Regions from separate parts of the Homo sapiens genome. Here region 2 is linked to region 1. A link is an interaction called in ENCODE POLR2A ChIA-PET data of the cell type or tissue named here. Cell type or tissue: Caco-2. All regions are shown on one strand. Links, peaks and the distances in the headings refer to the core of each region. The heading gives the core; the rest is flanking DNA. Region 1 overlaps TUBB1 (tubulin beta 1 class VI). Region 2 overlaps LOC107985382 (a long non-coding RNA gene).

What was found. ChIA-PET counts read pairs that join two places held together with the same protein. Peaks named below come from ENCODE experiments on the same cell type or tissue, not always from the same donor. Only the 100,000 strongest peaks of a DNase experiment are listed, where the experiment ranks them.
Region 2: POLR2A ChIA-PET joins it to region 1 with 7 read pairs; 5 of 35 experiments call an interaction of 5 or more read pairs at or near these places.

Annotation. Positions count from the first base shown.
Region 1 is chr20:59,019,830-59,028,895 of GRCh38, forward strand. It overlaps TUBB1 (tubulin beta 1 class VI), which reads left to right. Exons shown (of 4, transcript NM_030773.4): 2 at 3,016-3,124; 3 at 3,661-3,771; 4 at 3,876-6,825. The coding sequence ends at 4,954. It overlaps ATP5F1E (ATP synthase F1 subunit epsilon), which reads right to left. Exons shown (of 3, transcript NM_006886.4): 3 at 5,646-9,012. SLMO2-ATP5E (SLMO2-ATP5E readthrough) reads right to left here. Exons shown (of 6, transcript NR_037930.1): 6 at 8,849-9,012. Among named protein-coding and RNA genes, the nearest start is that of TUBB1, 4.9 kb to the left of the region's middle. RefSeq lists an enhancer at 8,985-9,066. In Caco-2, for the core only: no CTCF peak of the experiment used is centred there; a DNase peak (open chromatin) is centred at 4,053.
Region 2 is chr20:58,944,613-58,953,678 of GRCh38, forward strand. LOC107985382 (a long non-coding RNA gene) reads right to left here. Exons shown (of 4, transcript XR_001754727.2): 3 at 4,048-4,241; 4 at 334-545. It also overlaps the pseudogene LOC112268264. Among named protein-coding and RNA genes, the nearest start is that of NELFCD, 32 kb to the right of the region's middle. In Caco-2, for the core only: no CTCF peak of the experiment used is centred there; no DNase peak of the experiment used is centred there.

The sequences.
Region 1 (9,066 bases), core at 2,938-5,437:
TTTATCCATAGATACATATGTACAATACATGCCGACCATTATATTACATAATACGTTTATCATCTTTTTCTTTGCCCACTCTGTTGCCCAGGCTGGAGTAGAGTGGCAGAATCATGGCTCACTATAGCCTCAACCTCCTGGGCTCAAGCTATTCTCCTGCCTCAGCCTCCTGAGTAGCTGGGATTACAGGCATGCACCACTATGCCTGGCTAATTTTTAAATTTTTTTTTGAGAGACAGGGATCTCACTTTGTTGCTCAGGCTGGTCTTGAACTCATGGGCTCAAGTGATCCTTCTGCCTCAGGCTTCCAAAGTGGTGAGATGACAGGTGTAGGCCACCGTGCCTGGCACTTTTATCATCTTTTATTTTTTTGAGATGGAGTGTCACTCTTGTTGCCCACGCTGGAGTGCAATGGCGCAATCTTGGCTCACTGCAACCTCCACCTCCTGGGTTCAAGTGATTCTCCTGCCTCAGCCTCCCCAGTAGCTGGGATTACAGGCATGCGCCACCACGTCTGGCTAATTTTGTATTTTTAGTAGAGATGGGGTTTCACCATGTTGGTCAGGCTGGTCTCGAACTCCTGACCTCAGGTGATGTGCCCGCCTGGGCCTCCCGAAGTGCTGGGATTATAGGCGTGAGCCACTGTACCTGGCCCACTTTTATCTTAACAATGAACTTTTCATATCTAAAAACAGTAATTTGTCTCAAAACAGCTTTTTGAAGTTTTTTGAGAAACTTTCTGTACCCTGTCACTATGGTGTCTTTCCCCTCCCCTCTCATGTTTATTGTAACGCTTAAAAAAAATCAATTACTGTTTTATTAGTATGCAATTGAAAATTTAAGAAATTTAATTGAAAATAAAAGTTTTTTGTGTACAGTAACATAATTAATTAAAATACACTGTCTGGAATATAAATGAGTTTTTCTTTCCCTTGCCCCCCTGCTTAAAAATTTCCCCCAAGTACGTAACTTAATTGGCCAACCCCAAGAACACAGATGCCCGAACCCACAATCTCCAATCTTGATTTTAAGATGACCAATTGCACCGTGCAAAATTTATCGTGTTCTCTTTGCTGCTGTGAAATTACTTTTACTAATATGAGATGCATTAAAAGTGAGGTTTTGAAACACCTACATTCATCATCCATCAATGACACTTGGGTTGTTTCTGCCTTTTGGCTACTGTGAGTAATGCTGCCAGGAAACAACTAAGGCTTTTAAATGCAGGCGTTTTAAACCGGGGGCAAGGAACATTACTGCTTGAAAAGAAGTCACCATTCCTCCATGCCTCAGGGGTAAGACATTCATAACTCACACACAGAGAAGTGGGAGGCAGGAGCCCTGCTGCTCTGAAGCTGGAAGATAATACGGAAAGGGGCCCTCAAGAGAAAGTGTTAGGTTTAGATAGGGTTTTAGCTCTCACTCTGGAATCGTATGGTCTAGCGTTGAGAGTCCTGGCTGACTCATCATTTAGAGATATAAGAACTTTAAGACACATTTAATTTGGGGTATCTTAGAACTTGAATTTATTTATTCTTCCACTCCCTGAACAGTGCTGGCAGTTTACCATGAACTGCCTTGTTATTAAGACCATGGCCAGAGCAGCACTGTCATTTAGAAGATATGGCTGGGGTTTTTAACATACCCTTGGGGATTTTAATATATGTGAATACATTTTCATTGCATTTTAATATGTGCCTTTCAGGGTGATCAAAAGGAGTCTTCCCAGTAACTGTTTCCATATTAAGAGCTTGGCACATATCTATATTAATAAGTACTGTGTATGTGACTGGAAGTGCAGTATGTTTCAAATAGTTACCAGAGGACAACTATGTGTAATTGTGAGTTGTATGTATACCTGACAATCAAAAATGCACATTACTGGCCGGGCACAGTGGCTCACGCCTGTGATCCTAGCACTTTGGGAGGCCGAGGCAGGTGCATCACCTGAGGTCAGGAGTTTGAGACCAGCCTGGCTAACATGGCAAAACCCTGTCTCTACTAAAAATGCAAAAATTAGCTGGGCATGGTGGTGGACGCCTGTAATCCCAGCTACTTGAGAGGCTGAGGCAGGAGAATTGCTTGAACCCAGGAGGTGGAAGTTGCAGTGAGCCAAGATTGTGCTACGGCACTCCAGCCTAGGTGACAAGAGTGAAACTCTGTCTCAAAATAAATAAATAAACAAACAAACAAACAAACATAAAAAAATAAAAAAAAGAAAGAAAGGCCGGGTGCTGTGGCTCATGCCTGTAATTCCAGTACTTTGGAAGGCCAAGGAGGGTGGATCACAAGGTCAAGAGATAGAGACCATCCTGGCCAACATGGTGAAACCCCGTGTCTACTAAAAATATAAAAATTAGTTGGGCGTGGTGGTGCGTGCCTGTAGTCCCAGCTACTCAGGAGGCTGAGGCAGGAGAATCGCTTGAACCCAGGAGGCGGAGGTTGCAGTGAGCCGAGATCACGCCACTGCACAGATAAGACTCCATCAAAAAAAAAAAAAAAAAAGGCGCTAATTACTTAAAATCATGCACAGAGGTCCAAGTTATGGGCTGTTTGGAAAAGTTCATGAAAAGAAATCCCCAAAGTGAAATGAGTTATTACTGTGAAATCAGATAAGAATTCAGTTTATTTTCCTTTAATGGAATCTACACTTTACTAGCTTGGAGCATTATAAGGAGAAATTAGAGCTATATTGACATTAAATTCTAAAACAACAGCTTTAATGTATATAATGGCATGAATTTAATAGGAGGAAAATCCAATTTAGTACTTTGTGTTTGACATTTTATTTAAGGAGTTCAGGTGGGGAGAAAATGCAATCTTCATATTACTTCACATTGCTTAGTAGAGGCAAAAAGCGAATGATGCCATGGTTATTTATGAAAAGGCCCTAAAAGAATGTCTTGGGGAGGGTCAGGCAACCAGAGGGAAACAGGCTTGGGAATGCTAACTTTCTCTGTGGTTAACACAGCCTTTTTCGGGGTCCGTTTACTCTGACCTTCCTCCTGCTTTCAGTTCTGGGAGATGATTGGTGAGGAACACGGGATCGACTTGGCTGGGAGCGACCGCGGGGCCTCGGCCTTGCAGCTGGAGAGAATCAGCGTGTACTACAACGAAGCCTACGGTAGGACTGGCGGGGCTCTGGGAGCAGTGGTCCCGCAACTGGGAACACAAGCAGAGGAAGGGCAGAGGCCCAGGAGATGGAAATGTCAAAGCAGTGATGTCTATGCTCAGGGAGGCGACAGGCAGGGCAGCAGGATCCTAGAGTGGTGGGTCCCCAAGCCCTGGTCAAGACGCAGGAATGGGGAAGGAGCTGCTGGATATGGCACACACCTTAACACAAGCAGGTTAAGTACTCACTTTCCTTTGTGGTTTCACAAATGAAACCAGGATCATTTCCAATATGAAGGAAGAGAATCTCTGTCACTGGCAATATCACAGAGCAGACTGATGGAGATTGTTTCTGGGTATTCTATAGATTTGTGGGATTGTTGTTGGGGTAAAAAATATGATGTTAGATACTCAAATCTCGACCTACCAAGGGCCCCTTTCTAGAATATCCATGATTTTTTTTGGACCAGTATCACAAAGTTCTATTTTGATAAAACATTAACTTTTAGAAAAACAAGTAGGCTGACTTTTTCCTATTTTTCTACACAGGTAGGAAATATGTGCCCCGAGCAGTCTTGGTGGACCTAGAACCTGGGACGATGGACAGCATTCGATCTAGCAAATTAGGAGCTCTCTTTCAACCCGACAGTTTTGTCCATGGTATGTTTTTCCAGAAGGTTCCACCAGGAGGAGGGGGGGATGCTTTACTGGTGCCCTTCTCTTTTCACCTTTCTTCCCCTGCTGGTTTCTCTTTTTGGCCACAGGTAACTCTGGGGCTGGCAACAACTGGGCCAAAGGCCACTACACGGAGGGAGCCGAGCTGATCGAGAATGTCCTAGAGGTGGTGAGGCACGAGAGTGAGAGCTGTGACTGCCTGCAGGGCTTCCAGATCGTCCACTCCCTGGGCGGGGGCACAGGCTCCGGGATGGGCACTCTGCTCATGAACAAGATTAGAGAGGAGTACCCGGACCGGATCATGAATTCCTTCAGCGTCATGCCTTCTCCCAAGGTGTCGGACACTGTGGTGGAGCCCTACAACGCGGTTCTGTCTATCCACCAGCTGATTGAGAATGCAGATGCCTGTTTCTGCATTGACAATGAGGCCCTCTATGACATCTGCTTCCGTACCCTGAAGCTGACGACACCCACCTATGGGGATCTCAACCACCTAGTGTCCTTGACCATGAGCGGCATAACCACCTCCCTCCGGTTCCCGGGTCAGCTCAACGCAGACCTGCGCAAGCTGGCGGTGAACATGGTCCCCTTCCCCCGCCTGCACTTCTTTATGCCCGGCTTTGCCCCACTCACGGCCCAGGGCAGCCAGCAGTACCGAGCCCTCTCCGTGGCCGAGCTCACCCAGCAGATGTTCGATGCCCGCAATACCATGGCTGCCTGTGACCTCCGCCGTGGCCGCTACCTCACAGTGGCCTGCATTTTCCGGGGCAAGATGTCCACCAAGGAAGTGGACCAGCAACTGCTCTCCGTGCAGACCAGGAACAGCAGCTGCTTTGTGGAGTGGATTCCCAACAACGTCAAGGTGGCTGTCTGCGACATCCCGCCCCGGGGGCTGAGCATGGCCGCCACCTTCATTGGCAACAACACGGCCATCCAAGAGATCTTTAATAGGGTCTCTGAGCATTTCTCAGCCATGTTCAAAAGGAAAGCTTTTGTGCACTGGTACACCAGCGAAGGGATGGACATAAACGAATTTGGGGAAGCTGAAAATAACATCCATGATTTGGTATCCGAGTACCAACAATTTCAAGATGCCAAAGCAGTTCTAGAGGAAGATGAAGAGGTCACGGAGGAGGCAGAAATGGAGCCAGAAGATAAGGGACATTAACTGTGAGAGAAGCTGTGCCGCGGAGTCGCTTACAGAACAGTTTCTCATTAGATGAGTGTTTCTCCTGCAGCACTCCAAAACCCACTCTGCACTGCAGCACAGTGAATGATATGCACTCACCATTAGCTTCGACACAGGGACTGAGGGAGACAGGTGGGGAGCAGCTGACAGGCATTAGGGTCTTTGCTGACATCTACTAACCTTGAAGAGTTTGATGTTCAGTGCATACTTATTAACTTAAAAAAATAGCAAATTTATTGTAAAGTGCTCCCTTTGTTTCAAAGTGTTTGCCAGGCATCCAGACTACACGTGTGGATTTGCAGGGAGCCACTGGAGTTGGTGTTACATTTTTATACTTTAGCAGCACTGATAGGCACCCTGGAATCCTCACTTGGTATCCGAGGGCTACTAAGACTCTTTCCTTAGGTTCTTTCCTCTGAGCAAACACTGACTGGCATCCTGCTTTCCAGTGCCTGCCAGCCTCCAGAAGAGCCAGGTGCCTGACTAGTACATGGGGAGCTACAGAGCCAAGGTCAATGTGAGTCAACATCCACTAGAAATATCCATGTTGTGTAGACCTGTGCATACAACATGCTAACTGGAAAAGAGGAAAAAAGAAAAGCCACAGTCCTCTCCACAAAAATACCTGGTCCAAACAAGAAAAACAAAAAGACAAGCAAAACTAAAGAACTGCAGTCTTCTGATCTTTATTTCTGAAGAGCTAGCCTTTAACATATATGTTTATATAGTTTAAATTTCTTACTACTGTTAGATCCCAGGAATTCATTAATAATCATCCTTGGCTTTCCTTTTAAAGGCTATTTTGAAATGGTCTTTTCACTTTCATTCAGTCATCACCCCCCAAAATGCTCTGCAGCCTCTCTGCTCTTTGAGAAAGGGCACACCATGCGCTCGGCAACCATTCAAATGCAGGAATTAAGCAGCAATGGCTGCAGTGTCCTTCTCAGTTATGGAGGACATCGTCTCATTAGGGAACTTTTACAGTTCAAATTAATTTGCAGAAGTTGCCATAAATGTTTGCATAATGACATAGCTTTAAGCACTACATGATTTTAATCTGCTCACATTATAACAGGACCAAATACACAAGAGCGTAATCAAATCATCTGTAACTTCTTAATTACAGTTTACCTATTTCTGACATGCAGCACTGCCATCTCTTCCAGCACCATCAGGGTTTTAATGGCCCTCTAGAATTACCACTGAGATACACTATTTGATCCATGGATAACCGGTAATGGGAAAATGCTCCGACCCTCAATGCAGTAAATATTTACTTGCAGGCAACTGGGTTCTCATCTCTTGATTTGCTTTTGTAATCAGCAATAATAAAATAGCAGGTAGATGGATGACAGTTGCTCATTCTGAGAAACTTCACTCTTTTCACTTATGCATCACGAGGAAATAACTAAAATACATACCAAGAGAAAAATACCTTGCCATCGGATCATCAACAAGTCTTCTATTTACAAACTTCAAAAAACACAAAACAACATTCATGTTTTAAATGCTTTCTACTTGTGGTTCAAGAAGCACTAGATTTAGTAAGAAACTCTACCTATATACTTAGTTTGAAGTTAGTAACTTCCTGAGATGCTAAAGACTTACAGCCTGCGATTATACAAGGATTTACACATGCTTCCTCTGGTGCTTTACTTCCCAAACCTAAAAAAGCAATGAAATAGATGTAAGGAAGGAGGGATTTAAACCTTTTAAAAAACTTTTGCTGACTTATATTACTGTAAAGATTTGTTTGCTCAATAGTAATCATTAAACTACAAAGTAATTCAATTTTAAATGGCAAAATTGCTTTATTTCAGACTAAATAAATTCCTTTTCTTGAAGCCTAACCATCCAGACTGAGTAGTTAAAAATATTTAGAAATGCATCTCACCATCCTACTCTTTCGTATGGTAGAAATAGATGTAAAAACACAAAACAAACTAGAAACTTAAGAAATCTGTCCCTTTTGATTTTGAAGAGCTTATCCTTTAGCAGTACGGTTGCTCCAGCGACCTTGGTCTCTCAGAGCAGCAGCATCACCGAAATTTAGAGCTTATCCGATTCCTTCACTTTGCTCACAAGAACGATGTGAACTAAGAGATTAACTGACAGCTTCAAACATCATCCAACTAATTAGTGGGATACTCATTAAGTTGGTCTGACTGGGGTCACCTCATCACTGGGCACAGTCATCCTGCCAGCTACCCAGCACTGCTGGAGGCAGGAAGTTTATTATACTACTGGTTTAGGATTTTTTTTTAATCACGGAGAAAAGAGCCTCTAAGAATCTCTGCTGACAGTAAACTTGTCTTTTACTCAGTGACTTCACTCCTTTCCATATCACAAGCCCTGTCCCTAAGTCTCACCTCTAATTACCCCATCTGCCTCCTTAATAATATACCATCTCTATACCAATAATCTACCAATATACTACCAATCTACTATGCCATCTATATACCAGTAATACCCCATCTGCCTCAACATACCATATACCAATAATCTGCCAATATACTACCAATCTACCATACCATCTATATACCAGTAATACCCCATCTGCCTCCTTAACATACCATCTATATACCAATAATCTACCAATATACTAGCAATCTACTATGCCATCTATATACCAATAATACCCCATCTGCCTCCTTAATAAATGACTTATCTCTAATTACTTGACTGGAAATCATTTAGCCCCTTTGCCTATTAGTTACTTTATTCGTCCCATGTCAAAAAGGCCCGATAGCTTTTTGATTCATTTATTCCTGTTCCCTGTAATGGAGGATACTTCCTAGTACCTTAATCTTGGGGGCCACAGCACTGAACTGAGGTGCCCTAACTTGCCAACAGCAGGATGACAGCTCCGAGGCGGAGGACTCCAAGGGCTCCTAACCTGCTGTTTTCCAGAGGCACCCTCTTCCACTCAATTGGCTCTGCCTCCCTGCTCGCTCTGTGCTGAGAATTCAGTAAAACCTACAGGTCAAGTGTCGGGACAATAAGTCATTCCCAGAAGCCGAGAACAAAGATGTTCTTTTCGGCTTATCCTCGGCATTGCTGACAGTGGCCCTGATAAATCATTGTGAGCTTAAGTACCATGTGAGAACTGATCCTAGAATGGTGTTTCAAAATTTCCAGTTCAAATTTATTTCTCCAGTCTCCAAAAACAGTTAAAATCAGGCAGTTAACTTTGCAATGGTGTTTTACTTGCCCAAGCCCTTTCAAGTTTCAAAGAAAGATAAAAACATAACTTGCAACAATTTTTCATCCCTAAATAATGAATGAATGAATCACTATGGAAATACCACGAAACTGCTGTTGTGGTCACCGTGTCCCAGACTTGCAGTCAAAACTCCTAGGTTTTAATTTCAGTTTGGCCATCAACTCAATGAGCAAGTTATTCAATAGCTTTGCCTCATTTCCTATGAGAAATGCTACCAGAGTATAAAGATTCATTTACAAAACAATGTGAAAAACACTTTGTGCTTAAATTCTGTAACCGTTCTTATCTATAGGCTTTAAGTGCACAATACAAAACAAGTACAATTTAGTATTTCTTCTTCTAATCTACACTTTTAGTATTTAATAATTATTTCCATTTGTTACTGATAACCATGTCATTATTCTGACATGACAACAATTCAAAAATAAGGGACTACGAAGCCTCAATGACAGCAGATAATTTTGATCACCAATTAATGTCATGAAACAACTATTTTGAGACATTTTCAAAATGCTTTCTGTATCCCTTTGGTCACTAAATATTAAATCTGGCTTCCCCTGCTTTTAAGAAACCCTGGTTCACATGGCCATAATCATGCAGCTGTGCAGACAGTTCCTTTAAAGAAAATGAAAAAGTCTCACAAACTAAAATCAAGAGTAACAGTGAACCATATTTCAATTTATTGACATTGTCAATTTATGAACAAGACAGGATTTTTTTTTTTCCCATGGAATGAGATCCTTTTCAATCTGCCATAACATGTGCCCACACATCTTCACCTTGGAAATGTAGCATTTCAAGCTTTAGTCAGGGTCTAGGAGGAAAAAGAAAATGCAAGTTGCTGGCTAGTTCTCTGTGTTTTCTTAAA
Region 2 (9,066 bases), core at 2,862-5,361, 75 kb before region 1:
TATAGTCATACTGTAAATAAAAACAAAAACAAAGCAAACAAAAGATATGTATAGTCATCATGAGAAGGGACTTAAGGTCCCCAGGCATAGAGGGTGGCGTTTATTTCTCACCTGGAATGAAGTTATTGATTTAGGTGCATTCTTTCAGGGGGTGTGGGCAGCTGCTTTAGCAGTTTGCTGCTTTGGCTAATGTTCTGAATGCTGCTCTGTGCAAAATGACATGGCAAAGCCAGAGACACTTTGGCATAAGACAGAGAAAGAATTCAAAGACTTCAGGAGACAGGAATGCCGCACTGGAACTGCAGTGGGTTTCCCCCTTACCAGCTCCTCCCGCCTCCATGTGGCTCCCGTGAGGGCTGGAAGGCTCTCCACTCACCTTGGCCTTGAGAAACGGATTGGTGAGGAATATGGCAGTCTTTCAAATGGGCTTTCACTGGCTGTTCTCCTGGCCTGGGGATATTGGTGGTACAGGCTGGAGTTGCCTTGCTGATCTCAATGGGAATGAGAGGAGCCGGCGTTGGCTTGGTCCACGTGGCCACAGTTACCTGCCAGAAGCCAAGGAGGCCGGGTAATCATAATAGGCAACAAGGCAGGTGTGCTTATTAGGTTCACAACATGGTTGGTGCAAGGCCCAGAGATCTTTAGTTGTGGTTAATTAGAGGGTTCCCAGGAATTATAGTGACAGGTGCTCCATCCTTTTGTATGCAACCATAAAATAAAAATAGAATAAAATAGACGGGGCTCGGTGGCTCACACCTGTAATCCCAGCACTTTGGGTGGCCGAGGCGGGCGGATCACCTGAGGTCAGGAGTTCGAGACCAGCCTGGCCAACATGGTAAAGCCCTGTCTCTACTAAAAATACAAAAAGTAGCCGGGCGTGGTGGCAGGAGCCTGTAGTCCCAGTTACTCAGGAGGCTGAGGCAGAAGAATCGCTTGAACTTGGGAGGCAGAGGTTGCAGTGAGCTGAGATCGTGCCACTGCACTCCAACCTGAGTGACAGAGTGAGACTCTGTCTCAAAAAAAAAAAAAAAAAAAAAAGAATAAAATAAGTCCAGGTCTAATGAAAATCAAGACATAAGGAAGTCAAGAACTGGTATCTAATTCTGTACGCTGGGTCACTTCATTGATCCAGAGTCTCTCGTCTAGAGACCGGAGACCATAAGTAACATGGTCTAGGTAGCCTTGAGACCCACATAATCACCAAGGCAACCTGGAAGGCTTCTTCCTCACATTTCCCCAAAGAGAAATGTGCCCTGGGAGAAAGAACATACCAAAACCTTTGGTCTACTGGATACTGGATCAAATCTAAGTAATGCGAATTATTGGGATCCTAGGAACCTCGACATCACCATGGTCTGCCCTTTGGAGTGAGGTCTATGTGGATCCAGAGATGGAGTGGGGATCGAGTCCACCAATAGCAAGCCCACCCCGAGGGTCTTTTCTGTCCAGATGTAGATAGATAGATGGATCTCCTCAGAATCAGGCATCATCACCTATTGGCTTGTTAAGGCCTGGAGTAAATGCCACCATGGTGGGCAGGGCCAAAAACGAGACACTGGAACTTCCTCTTTCCTCCAAAATAGCAACCAAAAGCATTGTTACCTCTAAAAAATGTTTTAAGTACACATTTCAGTGGTTGTAGTATATTGTAGATAGTCCCAAACATCAAACACTTGGAAAGGGTGTGCTTGGTGACCCCTGTGACATCCCCACTGAATCTGCAATTCAGCTGCTGCACAGGGTGCCAGTTGAATTAGCCTTAGCTTAATCAGGTGGTTTTCCAAGTGTCGATCCCAACCCAACTCCCATTTTCCTCTCACTAGGAAAAATCAATACAATGCCTGGAAACTGTTATGCACTTTTTTTTTTTTTGAGACGGAGTCTCTCTCTGTCACCCAGGCTGGAGTGCAGTTGAGTGACCCCAGCTCACTGCAACCTCCGCCTCCCAGGTTCAAGCGATTCTCCTGTCCCAGCCTCCCGAGTAGCTGGAATTACAGGCGTGCACCACCATGCCCGGCTAGTTTTTGTATTTTTAGTGAGACAGGGTTTCACCATGTTGGCCAGGCTGGTCTCGAACTCCTAACCTCCAGTGATCCGCCTGCCTTGGCCTCCCAAAGTGCTGGGATTACAAGCATGAACCACTGCACTTAGCCTGGTATGCACTTTTTTTTTTTTTTTGAGACAGAGTCTTTCCCTGTTGCCCAGACTGGAATGTAGTTGCGTGATCCTGGCTCACTGCAACCTCTGCCTCCTGGGTTCAAGCGATCCTCAGCCTCCTGAGTAGATGGGACTACAGGCATGTGCCACCACACCCAGCTAATTTTTGTATTTTTAGTAAAGATGGGGTTCTGCCATGTTGGCCAGGCTGGTCTTGAACTCCTGGCCTCAAGTGATCCTCCCACTTTGGCCTCCCAAAATGCTGGGATTACAGTCATGAGCCACCGTGCCTGGCCCTGGTATATACACTTTTGATTGTGCAAACGCATTTTTCTCCATCATGAAAGAGAAAATACCAGATGATGTTTCCTTTTACTCCTTTACAGTTCTTCTCAGATTCCTCTCTCCTTTTGGAACATACATTGTTCCCAGTGAAATGGAACATTGCACGTAACAGCTAATTGGTCTATTACATTAAAAGCAACACGTTGATAGACTAGGAAAAAAAGAGGAACAGTTATCTTGAAGATACATATATATTATATATCCATATAATATACGGTTGGTACAAAAGTAATTGCAGTTTTTGCATTGTTGAAATTTGCCGTTGGATATTGGAATACCTTCTTCTTTTAACAACATAATGGGTTTATATTTAATATAGTACTTATCAGGAGGGTGTTGCTAAGTTAATGTAAAGTTTTTTTCTTAACATTAAATCTCTTTTCCATGTCAACGTCTATAGTTTTTTTTAACATTAATTTTTTTCTGCATTTCAGTATTAGATACACTGAATACATTTTTCGAAATGTTTTTTCTCCAGAGAAAAAAGTTTCCCTTTTTGGCTGACTCTCTTATATCTAAATACAATATTAACTTGGGAGACAACAAAACAAAAATCTAATAAAAAGATGGAGAAAACTCCCCAACGATTCGGGAGGCAGTGATTATAACCGAACATTGGTGATTTCCTAAGATTCTGGGCAAGAACTTCCTTCTTCCTATTTCACATTCTTTGAGAATTCTAAAACTATGAAATATTACTTATGTAAATTTCAGCTATCTTACTTCTTTGACCTCCTTTCTAACTAGCAAATACAAATGATAGGCTGCATTTTTCTGTGCATTATTTGTTGTAAAGAAAACATATTTTTTTCAATTCATATATGTATGTCTGTTCCCATTTCATGGAAACAACGAAAAATGTAAAACTCCCTTATTTACTGATTCTTGGAAACTTTCAGACCCCAAAGCTCAGGTTTAGCCTCTATAGCACAAAGGTTTTCAGGGTGAGGTTTGACTCAGTAGGCCTTTCACACTCACATCTGTCCATTTCTTTTTCGTGCATATACTCCCGAGCAGCACAAATGCCTGTAATGCTGAGAACCACACCTAACAAGAGGGCGACTGCATCACCGGCTTCTACTGCTTCCACAACAGGCAGCACCAAAAGCAGTGACATGAGGACTAAGGACAACTGTGTTGAAACTGAGGTCATGATGTTGGAATCTTGAGGGCTGAAGGTTCCAAAGAAATGGTGTATATAGAATTCTATCTGACTTGAAATTTTCCCTTCCTGGAGCTCCGGATGCTGAGATTAAGAGGTTCCACGTGACACTACCTTCCAGGAAGCAGCCATTACAGGACTGCAATACATTCTTAAATGTGGTTATGTCATACATCATCTTAATGAGCATTTCTCTCTGTACTTATTTATTTTTGCTAATGACTTATTACTTGCTGTTTATTTTTTTCTTTATTTTAGACTATGGAAATGATGTTAGACAAAAAGCAAATTTGAGCAATATTCTTATTCGAGTTCAAAATGGATTGTAAAGCAGTGGAGACAACTCGCAACATCAATGGCCCAGGAACTGCTAATGAACATACCGTGCAGTGGGGGTTCAAGAAGTTTTGCAAAAGAGAGGAGAGCCTTGAAGATGAGGAGCGTAGCGGCCAGTCGTCGGAAGTTGACAACCACCAACTGAGAGCAATCACGGAAGCTGGTCCTCTTACAACTACACCAGAAGCTGCTGAAGAACTCAACGTCCACCTTTCTACGGTCATTCGGCATTTGACGCAAACTGGAAAGGTGAAAAAGCTCGATAAGTGGGTGCCTCATGAGCTGAGCGAAAATCAGAAACATTGTCGTTTTGAAATGTCGTCTTCTCTTATTCTACACAACAACAATGAACCATTTCTCCATCGGATTGTGATGTGCGACAAAAAGTGGATTTTATACGACAACCAGCGATGACCACCTCGGTGGGTGGACTGAGAAGCTCCAAAGCACTTCCCAAAGCCAAACTTGCACCAAAAAAAGGTCCTGGTCACTGTCTGGTGGCCTGCTGACGGTCTGACCACCACAGCTTTCTGAATCCCGGCAAAACCATTACATCTGAGAATTGTGCTCAGCAAATCGATGAGATGCACCAAAAACTGCAAAGCCTGCAGCCGGCACTGGTCAACAGAAAGGACCCAATTCTTCTCCAGGATAATGCTGACCGCAGGTCCTACAACCAATGCTTCAAAAGTTGATCAAATTGGGCTACAAAGTTTTGCCTCGTCTGCCATATTCACCTGACTTCTCACCAACAAACTACTGCTTCTTCAACCATCTTGACAACTTTTTCCAGAGAAAACGCTTCCACAACCAGCAGCATGCAGAAAATGCTTTCCAAGAGTTTGTCGAATCCCGACGCACAGATTTTTACATTACAGGAATAAACAAACTTATTTCTCTTTGGTAAAAATGTGTTGATTGTAATGGTTCCTATTTTGATTAATAAAGATGTGTTTGAGCCTAGTTATAATTTTAAAATCACAGTCCAAAACCGTAATTACTATTGCACCAACCAGAATATATAGAATATATAACATAATATATATTTGAAATATACTATATAAATATTATATATTATATATTTCATATATATTATATATTTCATATATAATATATATATTTAATATATAATATAATACATATTTTATATATATTATATATTATACTCTATATATAATATAGATCATATATATTCCACATATTATATATATTATACTCCATATATAATATATATATTTCATTCATCATATATATTTCATATATAGTATATTTAGGCAGGGTCTTGCTCTGTTGCCCAGGGTAGAATGCAGTGACACAATCACTGCAGCCTCAACCTCCCAGGCACAGGCGATCCTCTCACCTCAGCCTCCTGAGTAGCTGGGACTACAGGCACGTACCATCACACTTGGCTAATTTAAAATTTTTTGTACAGACAGGATCTCACTATGTTGCCCAGACCGGTCTCAAACTCCGGGACCCAAGCAATCCTCTTGTCCCAGCATCCCAAAGTGCTGAGATTATAGGCTTGAGCCATCACACCCAACAGAGGGTACTTTTTCTGGCTGTTCTGCACCACAGCCTCCTTGGATGGGTAGGAGTGTGTTCATTTATCATCTAGCACACAGGCTGCTGAAACAAGAGGAATAATGTTCAAACATGATCAAAAGGAGTATGCATCTCACACAGTGAAGCTGGGCTTGGAGCTATGTTTTAACTGAATGTGACTGAACATGGTCTTAATTTGTAAAAGAAGGGAGGTTTTGAGTTATTTAAAAGACGCATACGGGAAAAATTTTCAACTTCATACACGCTGGGATTATGAACATGTGTCTGTGCACAGGTGTAGGTGTGCATGAGCCTTTGAAAATCAAAGCATAGGCCAGGAACAGTGGCTCACACCTGCAATCCCAGCACTTTGGGAGGCCAAGGCTGGTGGATAGCTTCAGTCCAGGAGTTTGCTTAAGTCAGGGAGTTTGAGACCAGCCTGGGCAACATGGGGAAACTCCATCTCCATAAAATAAATAAATAATTTTTTAAAGTTAAAATTAAAAATCAAAAAAAAAAGAAAATCAAACGGTGGACTGCAGTGAACATTTTATTGTTTTTGTCTAGTCAGCAGCCCAGATGCCTTTGGAAAAAAGTTACCCTCAACTCTAGCCATGCAATACAGAAGAGGGCGCCAATCAGATCACCCTGGACTTGTGGCCACAGGATTGGGCAAACAATCCAGGCTGATAACAGTTTTTTGTTTGTTTGTTTGTTGTTATTGTTTGTTTTGTTTGTTTTTGAGACGCAGTCTCACTCTGTCACCCAGGCTGGAGTGCAATGGCGCAATCTCGGCTCACTGCACCCTCTGTCTCCTCTGCCTCCTGGGTTCAAGCTATTCTCCTGCCCCAGCCTCTCAAGTAGCTGGGGTTACAGGCATGTGCCACCATGCCCAGCTAATTGTTGTATTTTAAGTAGAGACTGGGTTTTACCATGTTGGCCTGGCTGGTCTCGAACTCCTGACCTCAGGTGATCCACCTGCCTTGGCCTCCCATAAGTACCGGGATTACAGGCGTGAACCACCGTGCCCAGCCTGATAATAGGTTCTTATTGGTAGAAACATTTTAAATGACAAGACATAGAATACCTAACAAAAATGTCTTATGAATGAAAGAAATATAAGTGGCATTTATAAAACACTCCTCACAACAAAAACAGAACACACTTTTTTTTTCAAATGCTTGTAGTACATATGCCAGAGTAGTTTACATTCTAGGAAATAAAGCAAACCTCAACAATTTTTAAAGAATTGCAATTAAATAGAGTATGTTATCTGAACACAAAGGAATTAAAAACTAAAAACCAATAACAAAAAGAAGTCTGGATTATCCTGAAATATTTGGAAATTAACACACTTCAAATAACCCATGAGTCAAAGTCAAAAGGGCAATTAAAGATATTTTGCATTGAATTAAAACGAACAAACAACTTATCAAAAGTATAGGATGCAATTAAAGCAGTGCTTAGAGGAAAACTAATAGCATATATATATATATGCTATCAAATCAATGACCTAAGCTACCACCTTAAGAAACTATAAAAAGAAGAGTAAACTAAACCCAAAGCAAGTAGAAATAAGCAAATAATAAAGAGAAAAGCAGAAACTCATGAAAGTGAAAACAAAAATAATAAAGAAAATCAAACATAAAACTGGTTCCTCAGAAACAGGAACAAAATTTATAAGCCTCTAGCCTGACCAAGAAAAAGAAGAAAACAGATCACTAATGTCAAGAATGAAAAATATTACACTGTAGATCTTAGACATTAAAAGGATAAAGGAATATTTAATACAATATTATGCCTATAAATTTGATAAATTAGATGAAATGGGCAAATTCCTTGGAAAATGCAAACTCCCTAAGCTTACTAAAGAGAAAATAAATAACTTACATATTCCCGTATATATCAAAGAAATTGAATTTGTCATTTAAAATATTTCACTAGCCTGGCCAACATGGTGAAACCCCACCTCTACTAAAAATACAAAAATTAGCTGGGCGTGATGGCAGGTGCCTGTAATCCCAACTACTCGGGATGCTGAGGCAGGAGAATCATTTGAACCTGAGAGGTGGACGTTGCAGTGAGCGGAGATCACACCACTGCACTCCAGCCTCGGGGACAGGGCAAGACTCCGTCTCAAAAAAAAAAAATTTTTTTTCAACAAAAACACTCCAGGCCTAGATGGCTTCAGTGGTGAATTCCACTAAACATTTAGGGAAGAAATAATACAATTTCCCACAGATTCTTCCAGATAATTGAAAAGAAGAAATGTTTGCCAACTAATTTTATGAGGCCATTACACCAATACCCAAACCAGAAATAAACACTGCAAGAAAAAAAATCCTTTAGACCATTATCCCTCATAAACATAGGTAACAAAAATCCTCAACAAAATACTGGCAAACTGTGTTCAGCAACATATAAAAAGAATAATGCATCATGACAAAGTGGGGGAGTTATCCCGGAAATGCAAAATTGGTTCAACATTTAAGAATCAATGAATGTAATTCAATTGACCCAAGAAGAAAAACTATATAAACTTCTCAATAGAAGAAAAAAAAGATAATTGAACAAAATTCAGCATCAATTCATTATAAAAACTCTCCAAAACTAGGAACAGAAGGGAACTTTCACAATCAAACAAAGGGCAATTACACAAAACCTACAACTAATGTCATACTTCATGATTAAAGACTGAAAACTTTCTCCTAAAATCAAGAACAATGCAATGATGTTCACTCTCACCATTTATATTTAACATCATACTGAAGGCCCTAGCCAGTGGAATAAAGCAAGAACAAGAAAAAAAAAAAGCAATATAGATTAGTGATAAAGAAATAAAACTCTTGATTCAAAGGTGACATGATTGTATATGTAGAAAATACAAAAGATTCTATTTTAAAATCTCCCAGAACTAGTAAAGGCATTTGGCAAGGTCACAGTATGCAAGGTCAGTTCAATTAATTGAATGTCTATAGACTAGCCATAAATAATTACAAAAATGAAAAAATTTTAAGTACCATTTATAAGAACACTGAAAATAATGAAATATGTAGGCTAAAATCTGACAAAATATGTGCAAGATCAGCATACTGAGAAGTACCAAACACTGATGAAAGAAAGAAAATAGGATCTAAATAAATGGTGAGATGATCCATATTTTTGAATTGGCAGATTCAATATTATTAAGATATAAATTCCATCAAAATAACCTATAAGTTCAGTGCAATCCCAAACAAAATCCTAGAATTTTGTAGAAGTAAACAACCTGATTTTAAAATTTGTATGTAAAGGCAAGGGAACTAGAAGTGCCAAAATAACAGAACAAAGTTGAAAGACTCAAAATACCTGATGATTTCAAGAGTTACTTCAAAGTCACAATAATCAATACAGTTTGTTATTGCTGAAAGGATGGATACATAGATCAATGTATACATAGATTAATGGAATAGAATAGAATCCAAAGAAAGATCCACACCTATATGGCCAATTGATTTTTGACAAAGAGATGAAGGCAATTC